2 separate regions of the Mus musculus genome follow, and region 2 is linked to region 1. A link is a loop called in an ENCODE intact Hi-C map of the cell type or tissue named here. Cell type or tissue: gastrocnemius. All regions are shown on one strand.

Evidence for each region. Hi-C counts contacts between places; a loop is a spot of excess contacts. Peaks named below come from ENCODE experiments on the same cell type or tissue, not always from the same donor. Only the 100,000 strongest peaks of a DNase experiment are listed, where the experiment ranks them.
Region 2: it touches region 1 in a loop (2.2-fold over the local background); 22 of 42 quality-filtered maps call a loop at or near these places.

The regions. Positions count from the first base shown.
Region 1 is chr10:22,695,215-22,703,214 of GRCm38, forward strand. It overlaps Slc2a12 (solute carrier family 2 (facilitated glucose transporter), member 12), which reads left to right. Exons shown (of 5, transcript NM_178934.4): 5 at 6,808-8,000. The coding sequence ends at 6,961. Among named protein-coding and RNA genes, the nearest start is that of Mir7663, 30 kb to the right of the region's middle. In gastrocnemius, no CTCF peak of the experiment used is centred here; a DNase peak (open chromatin) is centred at 4,455; H3K27ac peaks cover 2,207 bases.
Region 2 is chr10:22,615,494-22,623,493 of GRCm38, forward strand. No RefSeq gene overlaps it. Among named protein-coding and RNA genes, the nearest start is that of Gm40612, 6.1 kb to the left of the region's middle. In gastrocnemius, a CTCF peak has its summit at 3,531 (motif pointing right); a DNase peak (open chromatin) is centred at 3,542.

The DNA.
Region 1 (8,000 bases):
CTTTGTGTTGCTGACCCTTGGTATGGTTACAGTCTTTAAAACAGTTGACCTCCGCCGGGCGTGGTGGTGCACGCCTTTAATCCCAGCACTTGGGAGGCAGAGGCAGGCAGATTTCTATGTTTGAGACCAGCCTGGTCTATAGAGTGAGTTCCAGGACACAGAGAAAAACCTGTCTTGAAAAACTGAAAAAAAAAAAAAAAAAAAAAAAAAGAAGCTCATGGGGGCTGGGATAGGTTGTGCACAGGAATGTTGCATTCAGTGCTGTGCTATGAAGGTAACGTGCCTTTGAGACTGGGAAATGGGCCCAGAACAAAGGGGGGTCAGGAAGAGTCTCTGACTATCTTAGTAAAGAATTTTTACTTTAAAGGAAGTAGTGGTTATTTTTGTTGTTGTTTCGTTTTTGTAGTGTGTAGTGTATGTGGAATATGCACACGTGTTGGGATACTTGTGCCGAGAGTATACATATGGAGGTCAAAGCTGGACTTTGCCACCTTCCTCTATTGATCGCCACTGTATTCCCTTGAGCTAGGGTCTCTCAATGAACTCGATGTTCACTGTTTTGGCTAAGCTGGATGGCCCGGATCCTCTCGGCTCCACCCCTCAGTGTTAGGGCTGCAGGCATGCTTAGCCATGCCCAACGTCTACATACGTGCTGAAGATTTCAACTCAAGCCCCCACCTTTATACGGAAAATGCTCTTATCCACTGAGCCACCCCACCCCTCTAGAGGAAGTGTTTAAAACAAAAGGAGATGAAGTGGCCAGAGTTTAGAAGGAATGCTCTGGCAAAATAGGAAGGATGGACATAGAAGTGGCTGAATAGAAGGAGCTATTTGAGATGGTTGATGGGAAGGCATGAAGCTGGTCAGGGTTCACGCTCTCTTTTCCTGGGCAAGAGAGCCCAGGAAACTGGAATCTCTACAGGAAGGATGGCTGAGGGAAAGGAGGCAACTAGAACAGCTCTCAGGCTTGCAGAACCAATCCAGTATGTACGTGACATTGAAGGTGGCAAGATGTCGGGGACGAGGGGCAGGTTTGGCTGAGGGTCTGTTGTGGAGGTTGGGGTTAGCCCTGAGCTCCATCTGTACAGATCTCCTCTGTGGCGCTCAAGACGCGCAGTGGACGGAATGTGAGCAGGCACAGGAATCCTGGACTCCGGAGAAACAGCTTTCAAGATACAGATCTGGTAGTCAACACAGGGCTGCAGGTACTTGGTACGTGGGCAGCGGCAGGGTGAGAAAGGTTGGCAGGGCCCAGGCTTTTGGCAGCCATCTAAGAACAATATTAGAAACCATCAGTGCAGAAGAGGCTGGCTTGAGCAGGCAAGAGATCTGAGGCTTGCCTTTTGTTGCGTGCATGGTTAATCCAGTTTATGAATATATACTTTGAATTACCCAACTCCTAACCCAAGGCATAAAATGTGTTTTACAAGTTTGTTAAAGAAAAAAAAAAAGTCTTGTGAACAATAGTAAGTCTGTTAAGATGGAATTGCCGAGCGAACCGTTACTTTCCTTTAACAAACAAAAGTAAGGACTTACTATCCATCACACTGTAGTTCCTCCCAAAAGTCTCAACTTTTAAAACTTTTCTCATTAAGCAACTTTCGGGTAGGGTTGTCAAATAGAGCAAAGCGTAAATCTTAACGATTTGAAGACAGCATTAAGAAATACCTAATTTTTCTGTTTAATGGTCTTCTAGAATGCTCCTTGAGAGCATAGGATTTGGGTATCCAAAGCTCAGCAGAACTTATTCAGCATTCTGGGAGGGGGAGAACAGTAAGAGAGTACACGCCGGACTTACTGTCTGTGAGACCCACATTTGGTTCTTTTGAGTCATGCAGTTACTCAGCACCTCAGCTGGCACCGTCGGAGGCAGTCTGAGGCAGTTGAAAACTAGGAGCGGTCCGAAGCAAAGTTACTGTGACCCCCTCAACACTATGGTGACAGATAACAGGCAAGGGCATGAGGGTGGGCAGCAGAGAAGTTGGAAGAAGGTGGCCTGTGGCTTAAACACAGCACTAGCAAGGCAGTACCTATCCGGTGCATGCTACAGGGGGACCCCCAGAAGGAGCTCTGAAAGGAAATTCCTTCAACTCCTCATCTCACAGTCCTAAAGAGCCGAAAGCTTTTCCCTGCTTGGTGCAGTCAGTCGAGAAATGCTTTTAAAATAAAAATGTGTAAGCAGCTTGAGTTATGTAAACCGACAAGAAAGGTTTGAAGCATATGTTAAGCAAGGGTCCCTGGAGAGAAATGTCAGAGACAGAAATCTGTGGTATGAGTAGATTATCACATTAACTAAGGAAATGTAGGGCAGTGGGAAGCCCATGGAACTTGCTAGTCCATGGAAACTGAAGCCAAGCGATGGAGGAGGGCTACTGCTGAGCTGAAGGAGTCTTCTGGAATCTAGAAGTTAATAAAACAAGCCAATCAACTTTTGTCACCATGAAAATCAGTTCTGATGTGCAAATCCCAATAGTTTTCCTAAGGAGTAAGAAAGTTAACTATAACATCACATTAATTTTAAATTTGATACTACTGTACATTGCTTAATATTTCCCCCTCTATTTAGAGTTGGTCCCCATCCCAGCCTGTTTTTACAAAGCTGATAAAACAAGTATTCTTCCAAGGATGCTAAATTCCTTATAAAATAAATAGTGACTCAGCTGAGAGTCAGGAAACATAGCTGCTATCATGTAATTTGAAAGGGTTTTGTTTTTAATATCGGCCTTGACAACTACAACCCCCCCCCCAGTGGGATGCTTGCTATATTCAGTTTCTTCAAATGTGATTTTCCTTCCTTTCTTCCCCCAACGTAGGTGAAAACAAACCAGTAAATGTTTTATAGTTTAGTTCTGAAGTCTTTTTTACTATTAGCCAGTCAATGTGATTTGTCCATTCCTGTAGGCAAACGAACTGCTTCTAAATACTGAGAGCGTGAGAGATGGATCTGTCAGTTATGTGTGTGCCACGCAAACATGTTTGTCCCCAGCATACGTGAAAAGTGGGGTGGTAGCAATGAATGCTTGCAATCCCAGCATTGGGAAGGAGAAGACAGGACAGGATCCCTGAAGCTTGCTGGTCAGCCAATCCACTCAGACCTGTGAGTTCCAGGTTCAGTGAGAGGCCCTGGGTGTACATGTGAGATATCCAGTATCGCCACAGAGCACACATACAAAGGCACACAGTAAATAAATGAACAAATATATATTTATTAAGCAACTATTATGTATGCATCAGACACTGCTGAAGGTTCTGTAACCAAACTATGAATGAGAAAAAACAATACTCCCAGGATAAGAAAAATGTGCTGACTAGTGTTTGGGTGTGGCAGGCTTCCGAAGGCTGTGCTAAGATAACCTTTAAGATTCGGCTCAGGAAGGTAGGGGTACAAAGAATGCAGGCAGAGAGCAGCAGCTAGTCCAGAGGCTAACTCAAACAGGTTTAACCTGTTTCTGGAAGGGCAAGAACTCTTTAAGAGGTCACAGTCCTGGGATTGATAAGGCAGGCTGAGGGAGGAGTTGCTCTACCTGCAGTGGGAGAGTGGACAGTGACATGCCAGGACTGGCATTTCGGGCCAGGTAGGTCATGAGCAGCCCGAGGCGTAGGGACGCTCACAAGCACAGGGCTGGCTTCAGGTGGCCCTTCATGCTGCAGGGCAGCACAGATCTCTAGTCTTCTGTCCTAGCCACTGTCTGGTGTTGTACACACACCACCAGCCTCCCTCCAGGTTCAAGTGCCAATTCTGTATTCCTATGACATCAGCCCCCTCATACCCCTTCCCCCCCCTTTTCTAAGACTTCTGCTTGCTTCTCCACTCTCCCCGTTTTTATCTTTGTACTTTTTATCAGCATGAATACAGACTTGCAGAGATTTTCCACCTGCCCCCCAATCTCGATGCCTTCTCCTCCTCCTCCTCCTCCTCCTCCTCCTCCTCCTCCTCCTCCTCTTCCTCCTCCTCCTCCTCTTTCTTCTTCTTCTTGATACGGCTCCATGAATCCCTGGCTTGTCTTTAACTCATTCCATGGCTGAGAATAACCTTGAACATCATACCCTCTTGCAAGTGCATTGATTACAGGTGTGTACCACCATATCCGGTTTATACGGTGCTGGGGATTGAAGTCAGGGCTTCTTGTACGCTAGGCAAATAATCTGCCAACCAAGCTACATACTGCTTCTCCCTAGCTTCTAAAAAGGGTATTTTAGTGCCATTTTTCTTCCAAATTTGCCAGTTCTTTCTTTATAGCAAAGCTCTTTATCCATTCTGCTCATTTCCCTTCTCTTCAGCCTGCTCCAGTGAGACCTCTATGCACTTCCCTGGAAACGGTCCTAACGAACGCAGGGGCCAGTCCTCAGCTCGTGCTTCAGTGGGGTATGCGACCCTTTCTGAATAGCTTTACCGCACCCATATGAGGACCTACCTTCTCATTGTGCCACCTCTCCCTGCACACCTGTCCTCGCCTGGCTCCACGCCATCTCTGTGGTGAGCGTGGACTTCCTCCCACGTCTCTTCTCTCACACTCACTGCCTCATCTGGGCCAATGTCATGCCCTCTGCACCACGTGTACCAGGAGCTGAAATTAATCCACCTCCATCTCTCCTAACCTGGAGGTGTGCCTTGCTTATAATCTCCCTTCGTGTGAAGATAAGCTAAGCATGCTAGTAAGTTCACCCACTGGCTCCCGCCCTACTTTTCTCATTTGATGTGTCTTCCTTTTCTTTGCTGGAGTCTTTCATCTCTTCCCCACACCCTACCTCCAGAGCAGACCATACCTCCAGAGTGGGCTGTGCTGGCTCCCTTTGTCATCCCTTTGTTCCAGTCCCCTGGGGTTTGTCACATGGAGGAAAAGCAATGCAGTTCACACTTCCTACTGCTCCACTCAGGCCAGCAGCTGTTCCTCATGTCCTTCCCCGAGGCAGCTATCTGCCCTAGTGCCACTTCCCTTTTTCCTGCCAGCTAGAAGACTGGAGTTAAGAATACTTGTGAACTGCCATGTACGTACTGGGAACCGTGCAGAGGTTCTCTGCTCGAGCAACAGATGCTAATGGGCGAACCCCATCCGACAGGAGCTTTTAGTTTGCTGCTGTTTCCCATCCTGGAGGACAGTCTCCTGGCTTGTAAAGCTTTCTATTGAATGCATTAACAAATGAACAGGAGAACTGGATATGGGAGCGAGCCATGGCCCAGGAAACTTCTAAGCTTTTGAGGCATAGATACTGCAGCCTGAAGGGGCCTAGGCTTCAAGGTACAGGGGTAGTTAGAATAATCTTAGATGTATTAATTTGGAGATGTTCATTAGAGTTACAGAAGTTGGCAGCAGAATGTGAATGTTAACTCTGTAAGTCTTTATAGAGTTGAATGTTGGAGGCCATTGACCTCATGAAACCAGATGAGAGCATTCATCTGAAACAGAGGAGAATGAGGCCAAGACTGAACCAAGCCCTCCATCAGAGATCAGAAGAAAGAGATCACCAAGGTCTGAGAGGCCAAAGATGAGGAAACCCGAGGGAACATGTATTTCCAAAGCCAAGAGGTGTTCCAAGGCAGCGTAGACTGAAAGGTCAGACATCTCAGGCTTGGGACTCCAGGAGGCTCAGGAGCTGGGGCTGACGCTGCTGTCTCAGTGGGGAGGACATCTGGCTCTGCCGTGGAGAACAAATGTACAGGGTGACCTTTCACTGATTGTCACTGGTCCCTTCTCTAGCTCCTGTTCTCAAGTACCGTGCTCAACAGACTAGGTCTCCAGTCCTTCCCCAGGACTCTGAAGGCCGATGCTTGCCACCCACATCTTCACTTCCTCTCTTGCTTGGCTCAGATTCTCTCCTCCTTGACGCTTCCTGTCATTCAGGAAAACCTAGCTCTCATCAACACCTCTCAGCTTATTTTAGCCCTAATCTGAAAAGCAAATGCTATATGACCAGTCTCGTGCAAGGTTAGGGACGTAACCCCGACACAGCGCTGTAGGATGCCCTGCCACCCGGAGCAGTTCCCTGAGGAAGCAGCCCTTTCTGCTCTTTGAGATACTTCAATACCACCTCCCACTTTCTGTCGTGGCTCTCTTGGTCAATGCCTTTTGTGGTGATCATGCTTTCTGTCCCTCCACCCCCACCCCGTCCATCCAAGTACTGTGCCAGTGCATTCTGGGATTCTGCATAAGGACTCCCAACTTGACCTCCAGGAATTATGGGTTGCTGAGCAATATATAATCCCTATGGAAACCCTTGCTCTGTCCCCCATTCTGTTTTCTCATCAGCTTTACACCCCCAAATCACATGCTTTTGTGCTTGTCTATGAAAGCACAAGCCCTTGGAAGCTAGTTTTATCCAACTCCACCCACTCTGCCTACTGTGACCCATTTCATCCCTGTGGAAGAGAGAAAGGTTCACAGGCGCTCCCTTCCTGGTAAATAAAAGGGTACAGCATATTTTATGCAGATGGAAGTAATTTATGCTGTAGAAAAGGGGAACAGAAGGTGGAATATTGGCATAATAGGGAGCTAGAAAATGCAAGAACATGAGTCACGATTAGGGGTGAAGTCAGCCCCTTTTGGAGTCTTGGCCTGTACAGAGGGGTGCTGTGGCCATGTTCTGAGAGGATGGCTGCCCCAGTTTACTCTCTGCATGAGATGGAGCAGAGGCCAAAGGTATGTATCACAGTTCTCAAGCACATTAAGGCTTCACAGTAAAAACGTTTTTCCATGAACTAAACCATGACAACCCCAGGGCGATTTTAAAAATAATACGCTGCAGATTTCTTTCAAGTACTATATAAACGAAGAATGACATTTTCATTAGCGCCTCTCTCTCTTTCAGGAACTATGTGAAAAACAACATTTGTTTTATGAGTCATCACCAGGAAGAATTAGTGCCAACACAGCTTCAAAAACGAAAGCCCCAAGAGCAGCTCCCAGAGTGTAACCACCTGTGTGGAAGGGGACAGTCACAACGGCCCTCGCCAGACACCTAACGGGCTCCAATCCCTACGTGTGGCACAGTGGCAGGACTTACAGGGTCTCTGCCATGTTCTCTCCTCACTGTCATGGAGAAGTTAGAAAGACCACCATTAATTCCTCTTCCCAAAACAGACTTTTGCCAAAAGGTACAAGAGGCACCAATGTCCTGATGTATCAGGTCAAGCAAACAATACTGGCAGGTTCAATGCCTTCAACTTTTTCTCTAGTTCAGCTTTTGAAAAGACTACATACATTCTAGTGATGAGGCCTGGCTCTGCCTTAAGCTGTCTGTGTAGGATGCCACTTACAGCTTGGTACTCAAGACACAGTGGTGTTCTGGGCAGGCACTTACCACGTGTGCCTCTGAAGACACTGTGTGGATGATTTCATTGCATCTACGTTGTAGTTTAGGATGGTGTCTTGAATAAGACTTTAGTTGGCATTCAAGTCCACCAGTACAAAGATTATGCAGCTTATACATCACACATGAGACACTTGTTAATCAAAGTACTCTTTTGTAAGTTTTATGTCAATTTTTAAAACTCTAAGATAAACCATTTTCCATTTCTTTTTAAAAATTGAGTAGAAAGATTAATTTAAAATTCCTGGGACCATATTTATTTAGAAATAGCTGTTAGTAAATATTAGACAAGGAGTCCGGACATAATATTTATCCAGATCTCTAAGCAGTTAGCTTTAAATTATACAGTAAAAATCTCTAAGAGTTGTCTCCTGGGAAGGCTTTCGTGGTAACCTGTCACAGCCCACCTTCCTGCACTTCTTCCCTGCCCTCAGGAATCACTCTACCTCAGGCTACAGACAGAGGGATGGCCCTGACCTCAGGCCAGGTACCTTCCTTTCTGTGATGAGCAGTGATGGAGAGCCACGCCAGCAAGGTGGCTTTTACCCACGGGATGCGCTTCTCTGGCCTGCTTTTTCCATTTGAGTTTTAAGATTTGACAAAGCATTTCACCGAGAGAATTTGCATGTGATAGAAAAATAAATCTGTGATTTAAAAAAAAGAGACCAGACCCCCTCCCTAATTTGGGTTTT
Region 2 (8,000 bases), 80 kb before region 1:
GCTGTGACCAGCTGTCACCTTATGCCAAATGTGCAGAAGGCGTGACAATGCAGACTATCTTATATCTGCTCAGGAACCAGGCCTGGCTTCATGCTGGCTTCACTACCAGACTCCCTGCCCTGTCGGCCAGGCCAGCTCACTCCGCTGGGATCTGCAGCAGCCCTCTGGGGAACAGTCTTTGCTTGGAATTCTCAGTGTCTCTTGATCGTAGACAGACCTGTCTCACCATCACTGTTGAGGTTTTTATGTGCTCCGTGGAGCTGCAGTGCCACCAGTCCAGAAAGGATGGTGGCCTTTGGTGCCAGTTAGACAACAGTGTGCACTGTTCTTCAAAGGAGAGCAATTTAATCTGGCATCGTAATACTTGTGAGACATTGCTATATCCGATGTGTCCACTTAACCTGAGGCTGGTGGAATCAACTATCTATCATCTATCCTCTCTCTCTCTCTCTCTCTCTCTCTCTCAACTTTATTTGTTAGAGCAGTTTTAGGTTCCCAATAAAACTGAACAGAAAATTCAAAGACTTCTTGTTTATACCCCCACATGCAATCTCTCTCACTATTAGCACCCTGTATCAGAATGGCATGTTTGTTACATTAGCTAAACCTGCATCAAAATATCCATGACATTAGATGGATCCATGGGGCTGGGGGGGGGGGGGCAGGGGGAAGCTGGGCCAGGGTAAAAATCATCATCATCACCACCACCACCACCACCATCATCATCATCACACGTCTTCCATTAGAGTTTCACATTCAACACCTACCATTCTCCCAGAATCCTTCATGCTCTGCTCATTTACCTTTCTCCCTCCCTATAACACCCAACAACTCCTGAACCCTTTGCCGCCCCTTACTTTCCATCTGTGCTAGAGTGTTACAGATTTTGATTCACATAGTTACAGATTTTGAATCATACACATGACGAGTACATCCATGTAAATGAGCCTTTTCAGTCGGGATCCGTGGCTCCGGCTGCTTCTTAACATACTTCAGTGTGAGTCGGAGGTTGGGCCTGCCTGCTCCTCCGGCAAACCGGCAAACTTGAGTCCGCAAGCTTGTTTCATGGGAAGTCCCATCCCTCCTTCCCACCCAGCATCAATCTACTTTAGAACAAGAACTCAGAAATGAGAGGGCATCACAGAGTACAACTGTGTATTTATTTAAATTTAATACAAGCCCTAGCATTTCCTAGGGGGGAAAGTGAGTATTATCCACTGGATATGTGGCACATGTTCTATACAAGTTGAATCTATAATTCTTTTTTTTGTTTGTTTGTTTTTGGGGTTTTTTTTTGTTTTTGTTTTTCGAGACAGGGTTTCTCTGTGTAGCCCTGGCTGTTGTGGAACTCATTCTGTAGACCAGGCTGGCCTCGTTCTCAGAAATCCGCCTGCCTCTGCTTCCCAAGTACTGGGATTAAAGGCATGAGCTACCACTGCCTGGCTTATAATTCATATTTTAATGAACACACTTAAATAACATATATATTATGCAGTACTTTGCCAGGGGGAACAGACGTTGGACTACTTCATTTATAATCTAGAGTCTGTCATGATGCTCAGGAGGCAAAGGTGTTGGCCATCAAGCCAGTGGACCCCAGCTTTATGCTGGGAACCCACATGAAGTTTCCTACGCAAGCCTTACAAAATAGATAAATGTTTATTTAAAAAATGTTCTTTAATTTTCTTTTAAGATAACAGCTTTAAAATGCCTGAAAATGCACAGAGTTTTTAAGGATTCTTTCATAGTGTTCACGCATGTTAGGACTATCTAGAAGCAACTGAGCGAAGGACCTGAGCTCACTCCATCTCCCGTACAATGCCCTAACCAGGATGTAACAGCAGGATGCTCTCAGTCCGCAGATAACCCAGGAAATGTTCACCCTGGTCGCTACCATAAGACAATCAGGGTGAGAAGCATTTAACAGAGATTTGGGTGACGACCGAAAAAACTTCTCTTGAAGTAGTTACCCTGCAAAATGTACTCATTCATTAATTTCCTGAGCCAAAGGCAACTATGGACATGTTCTATATTTTTAATTGCCTTCCGTGGTGTTTAAATGTTCCATAGCATAGAGAGAAAAGCAAAAAGGGAACACCTTCAAGGGAGCAGGAAAGAGAAATCAGATTCACGAGGGTTCGGTTTACCTTTGTCCTCGTCTTGGATAGGTGAAGTGAGACCGATGCTTGCCCGACCCCAGAACAGTGGCCCACGAGGACAGTGGTGTGAGTGGTTTATGCTTCTGTGTTTTTTGGATAACTAAAGTCAAAGCACTTAACCAGATGTAAGGGCACGGGACTGAAGTCCCAGCATTTGGGAGGTTGAGGTGGGAAGGTCAGGAGTTCAAAGCCATCTTCCTTGGCTAAACAGTGAGTGTGAAGCCAGCCAGGCTGCCGAGGACCTCCATTCTTTCACAGTTTGTGGAAAGGAGATGTTCAGAAAGCAAGAAAAATGACTGTTTGTATCTGTCCAGCCCATGAGTGGTGAGCAGGATTCTGGAGGTAAGGAGGATATTGAAGGTTTCCCAACAATCTGAGAACAGATTGTAGGACATTATTTTCCCCCACTTGCCTGAGATAATACAGACCTATTTTCCCCACTTGGCTTCTATTCTGCCGTAAACACCTTAAAGCAAGATGGATGATGTGATAAAGCATTTCAGCCAGTTCATGCCCAAGGCCTTAAATACTGTATTGCCACGTAGAAAGAATTTACTGTGAAGTGCAAGGTAGCCAGCACAAGGGATGGGACTCACAATGGTCTCGTGAACATGTGCTGCTGTAGAGACTCTACAGTCTTCAATTTATCGGGAGCCAGCCCAGGCTACCAACACATTTAAGTCTTAAGACTTAATGTTTCTTTGCAGATAGTTTCTCATGCCCAAGGTAGGCTCGAGTGGTGTATTCTGAAACTTACATTCTATCTCAAGTCTCCGTAAAAGCCAAAATAAAATTTCTGCAAACATTTAAAATCATAACACTAAGGAAGCTATATGGAACTAAAAAACAAAGTGTCCTTATGAAATAGTGTTTGGAACCTAGAGAGCTATGGAAAGTTGTTTGTTGGATATGTTATGAGAAGATAAAGAAACCCAGATCAAAGACTTGTCTCTGTAATTCACATTTAGAAAGGAAGAGAAGGCAAGGGATTGGTGCAGAGATAGAAGCCAGAAAAGTCTCTTTTATTCTGGTCTCACCCTTTGCTTTGCACCAGGCTCAGTGTAGGCATATGGCAAGTATTTGGATGGGTGGATGGAAAGATGGTGGATGGATGGATGGGTGGATGGATGGATGGATGGATGGACTGATTTCCAAATGAATAACAACTTCTCTTTTCTCTAGGTTCAAAGACACCTAGACAGGCTCAGAGGCAGCACAGGCAGAGAACTAATGGGTCTCACAGAAGTTACACGCAGTTGGAGGATGATGAAAGCAGATCAAGTTCAAGTGGGACCCTCTGTCCATTCCTCTAGTATTACCCCATTCTCTTCTCTGTCCTTGCAACTGGAAACCTGCCCTTCCCTTACTATATCAACAGGGGGCAGCAGAGAAGAGGAAATGTAGGCTCCTGGCCCTGTGAGCTAAGGCTCTCTGCCCCCAGCCTCCAAGCCACACAAACATCTCAAAGCAGTTTTCCTCACCTATGTACTTTTAAAGGTTAGGTGGGAGGAATTTAAAGTGTGCTTGTTCACGGCAAACTCTTGTTAGTTTCTCTCCACTGTGTTGGTCACCAAACTGCTGCCACATGCTCGTTTAAATGGATAAACAGGCAAGTAGATTAGACCCAAGTGTCTTTTTAAAGGTTCTGAGAGTAGAATATAATAGGAAGAATCCCTTAATCATTTGGATTATAATCAAGATTCCCCAATACGCTGTTATTATAGTTGTTGTGTGTAAGGTACTAGAGGTTTCACAAATGCTATGTGAGTGCTCTACCACTGAGCCAAATCCCTAGCAACTCTGTCCTCTTTTTATCTGTTAAGAATTTCTGCTAACATCTTGAGGGACGGGAGCTCTTCAGAACACATCAGAACTGTCATTTCAGCAGATCCATTCCTGACTTTATAGTAAAGTTAATTATCTCAGCCTTACAGTACCTTCTCTATCAACAAGGGCAGGACTGGATCACTGGCCAGTGTCATTAATGAGGATAAACTATCTAAAGACGGAGTTTGGGAAATGTTACCTTAGACCTGCCATTTCTCTTCCTGATAGCTGTCACCAAGTCTGGGATGGAAGACCAGCCCCCATACTTTCCCTTGGGAGTTACTATTTTTGCTGGGTGTGTGGCTTTCTGGAATGTTGAATTGTAAAACTCTGATGAACCTTAGCTTATTGGGGACCCCCGAGGGAACAACGTGGAGCCAGGGATCGATAAAAAAGAAAGAGGAATTTATTGTGTTGTTCCAGCATGCTGGGGCCATCATCCTGCACGGGAAGGAGGGGTAGCGACCCCTGGCAGCCTGTTTGTTGAGTTTTTATACAGTTTCCAGGGGCGCAATAGAGCATCAGCAACTAGGCACCCTATGATTGGAGGTACAGTGCACCATTTAAACTGATTGGTCTTTAGGGAATGAGGTAGTAGGGGCTTAATTAGCCTCTTTCTTCCAGCCTACATGCTCTCTGTCCTGTCTCTTCTAGGAGGGGAGGGGTATGATGGAATTTTCCAACGTCTCTGAGAGCCAACCTCTTTCAACCAATAGTTCAGACTATTGTAAAGCCTGGAGATTTAGGGACCTTGTTGGTTTCTCTCCACTGTACTGGTCACCACACTGCTGCCACATGTTCGTTAAACCTTGTTGATTAAGAGACAGTAGAGTTTGAATGGACAAATGGGCAAGCAGATTAGGCATCATGGCTGGATTCTCATCTACTGGCTGCTGTTGCTGTCACCACCCATCCTCCAGGGGAGGGAGAGAGACAAATAGTGTTTATGTACCACGTTCACAATTTTAAGATGACTTCCAATCCTCCATCTGATTTTTATCTTAAGTAAAATTTTTTGAGAGAATGCATATTAGGAAATCTTTACACTCTGGATAACATTTGCCAAAAAGAACTGTGGCTTTACAGACGATCACCCAACTATTAATCAAGGGAAAAAGAAAGGATAGAGACTTGTAAAGCACCTGGAGAGTTCAGGAGAATCAGGTGCTAGGGGCTAGAAAGAAACAAAACAAAACAAACAAAAACAAAACAACAACAACAAAAAAACAAACCCATCTTCTGCCAAGTTCCTCAATTCCTCCAACCCTCTTTACATGAATTATTAATATAATGTAAACAGTGAATTAATCCCACAGTTGTATTTTTTTTATATTAGGGTAGTTCCCAATAATTACACAGGGAAACCAAAATTTATTTAAAATTGTACCTCAATAGGTGAGCAGTTAAATGATTTACCTCAGCCTCCTATGCTAATCTGCCTACCCCCCCCCCCCCACACACACACACAGCCCCATCTCATGATATTGCATATTATTATTGATCTGGTTCTTTGGGCTTCAGGTGTGTTTTCATGATCTTTCTCTGGACTTCCTCCAGCTCCCACTGCTCCATCTTCCTGGCTGATCCAAATCTCCCTCTCTCCCTCTCTCCCTCTCTCCCTCTCTCCCTCTCTCCCTCTCTCCCTCTCTCCCTCTCTCCCTCTCTCCCTCTCTCCCTCTCTCCCTCTCTCCCTCTCTCTCTCCCTCTCTCCCTCTCTCCCTCCCTCTCTCCCTCCTCCCTCTCTCCCTCCCTCTCTCCTTCTCTCTCTCCCTCTCTCCCTCTCTCTCTCCCTCTCTCCCTCTGGTTAGCAGACATCCCTCACTATTCTCCATTCTGTCCAGCCATTGTGTGATCAGTATTTATTGACAAGGCAGAGAATAAATAGTAAGAATTATTTACACAAACTTGAGATAGGAGATTATACAAGGGCAGAGAAATCAGCAATTGAGTCACACAAGGGTAAACTTTACACAGTACACAAAAATCATTACGCCTGCACACCTGTTTTCCACCAGTTGTTAGGAATAGCTATGTAGCTTCCGCTCAACTCGAGCCCCGAGCTACCTTGCCAGCAGAGTCTTGCCCAACACCCGCAAGGACCCACACGGGACTCCCCATGGGATCCTAAGACCTCTGGTGAGTGGAACACAGCGCCTGCCCCAATCCAATCACGCGGAACCTAAGACTGCAGTACATAGGGAAGGAGGCTACCCGGGCCTGATCTGGGGCACAAGCCCCTTCCGCTCGACTTGAGCCCCGGGCTACCTTGCCAGCAGAGTCTTGCCCAACACCCGCAAGGGCCCACACGGGACTCCCCACGGGATCCTAAGACCTCTGGTGAGTGGAACACAGCGCCTGCCCCAATCCAATCTTGCAGAACCTGAGACTACGGTACATAGGGAAGCAGGCTACCCGGGCTTGATCTGGGGCACAAACCCCTTCCACTCCACTCGAGCCCCGAGCTACCTTGCCAGTGGAGTCGCCTGACACCCGCAAGGGCCCACACAGGATTCCACACGAGATCCTAAGACCTCTAGTGAGTGGAACACAACTTCTGCCAGGAGTCTGGTTCGAACACCAGATATCTGGGTACCTGCCCTGCAAGAAGAGAGCTTGCCTGCAGAGAATACTCTGCCCACTGAAACTAAGGAGAGTGCTACCCTCCAGGTCTGCTTATAGAGGCTAACAGAGTCACCTGAAGAACAAGCTCTTAACAGTGACAACTAAAACAGCTAGCTTCAGAGATTACCAGATGGTGAAAGGCAAACGTAAGAATCCTACTAACAGAAATCAAGACCACTCACCATCATCAGAACGCAGCACTCCCACCCCACCTAGTCCTGGGCACCCCAACACAACCGAAAATCTAGACACAGATTTAAAAACATTTCTCATGATGATGATAGAGGACATCAAGAAGGACTTTCATAAGTCACTTAAAGAATTACAGGAGAGCACTGCTAAAGAGTTACAGGCCCTTAAAGAAAAGCAGGAAAACACAGCCAAACAGGTAGAAATCATTAAAGAAAAACAGGAAAACACATCCAAACAGGTGATGGAAATGAACAAAACCATACTAGAACTAAAAGGGGAAGTAGACACAATAAAGAAAACCCAAAGCGAGGCAACGCTGGAGATAGAAACCCTAGGAAAGAGATCTGGAACCATAGATGCGAGCATCAGCAACAGAATACAAGAAATGGAAGAGAGAATCTCAGGTGCAGAAGATTCCATAGAGAACATCGACACAACAGTCAAAGAAAATACAAAATGCAAAAGGATCCTAACTCAAAACATCCAGGTAATGCAGGACACAATGAGAAGACCAAACCTACGGATAATAGGAATTGATGAGAATGAAGATTTTCAACTTAAAGGGCCAGCTAATATCTTCAACAAAATAATAGAAGAAAACTTCCCAAACATAAAAAAAGAGATGCCCATGATCATACAAGAAGCCTACAGAACTCCAAATAGACTGGACCAGAAAAGAAATTCCTCCCGACACATAATAATCAGGACAACAAATGCACTAAATAAAGATAGAATATTAAAAGCAGTAAGGGAGAAAGGTCAAGTAGCATATAAAGGAAGGCCTATCAGAATTACACCAGACTTTTCACCAGAGACTATGAAAGCCAGAAGAGCCTGGAAAGATGTTATACAGACACTAAGAGAACACAAATGCCAGCCCAGGCTACTATACCCGGCCAAACTCTCAATTACCATAGATGGAGAAACCAAAGTATTCCACGACAAAAACAAATTCACACAATATCTTTCCACGAATCCAGCCCTTCAAAGGATAATAACAGAAAAGAAGCAATACAAGGACGGAAATCACACCCTAGAACAACCAAGAAAGTAATCATTCAACAAACCAAAAAGAAGACAGCCACAAGAACAGAATGCCAACTCTAACAACAAAAATAAAAGGAAGCAACAATTACTTTTCCTTAATATCTCTTAATATCAATGGACTCAATTCCCCAATAAAAAGACATAGACTAACAG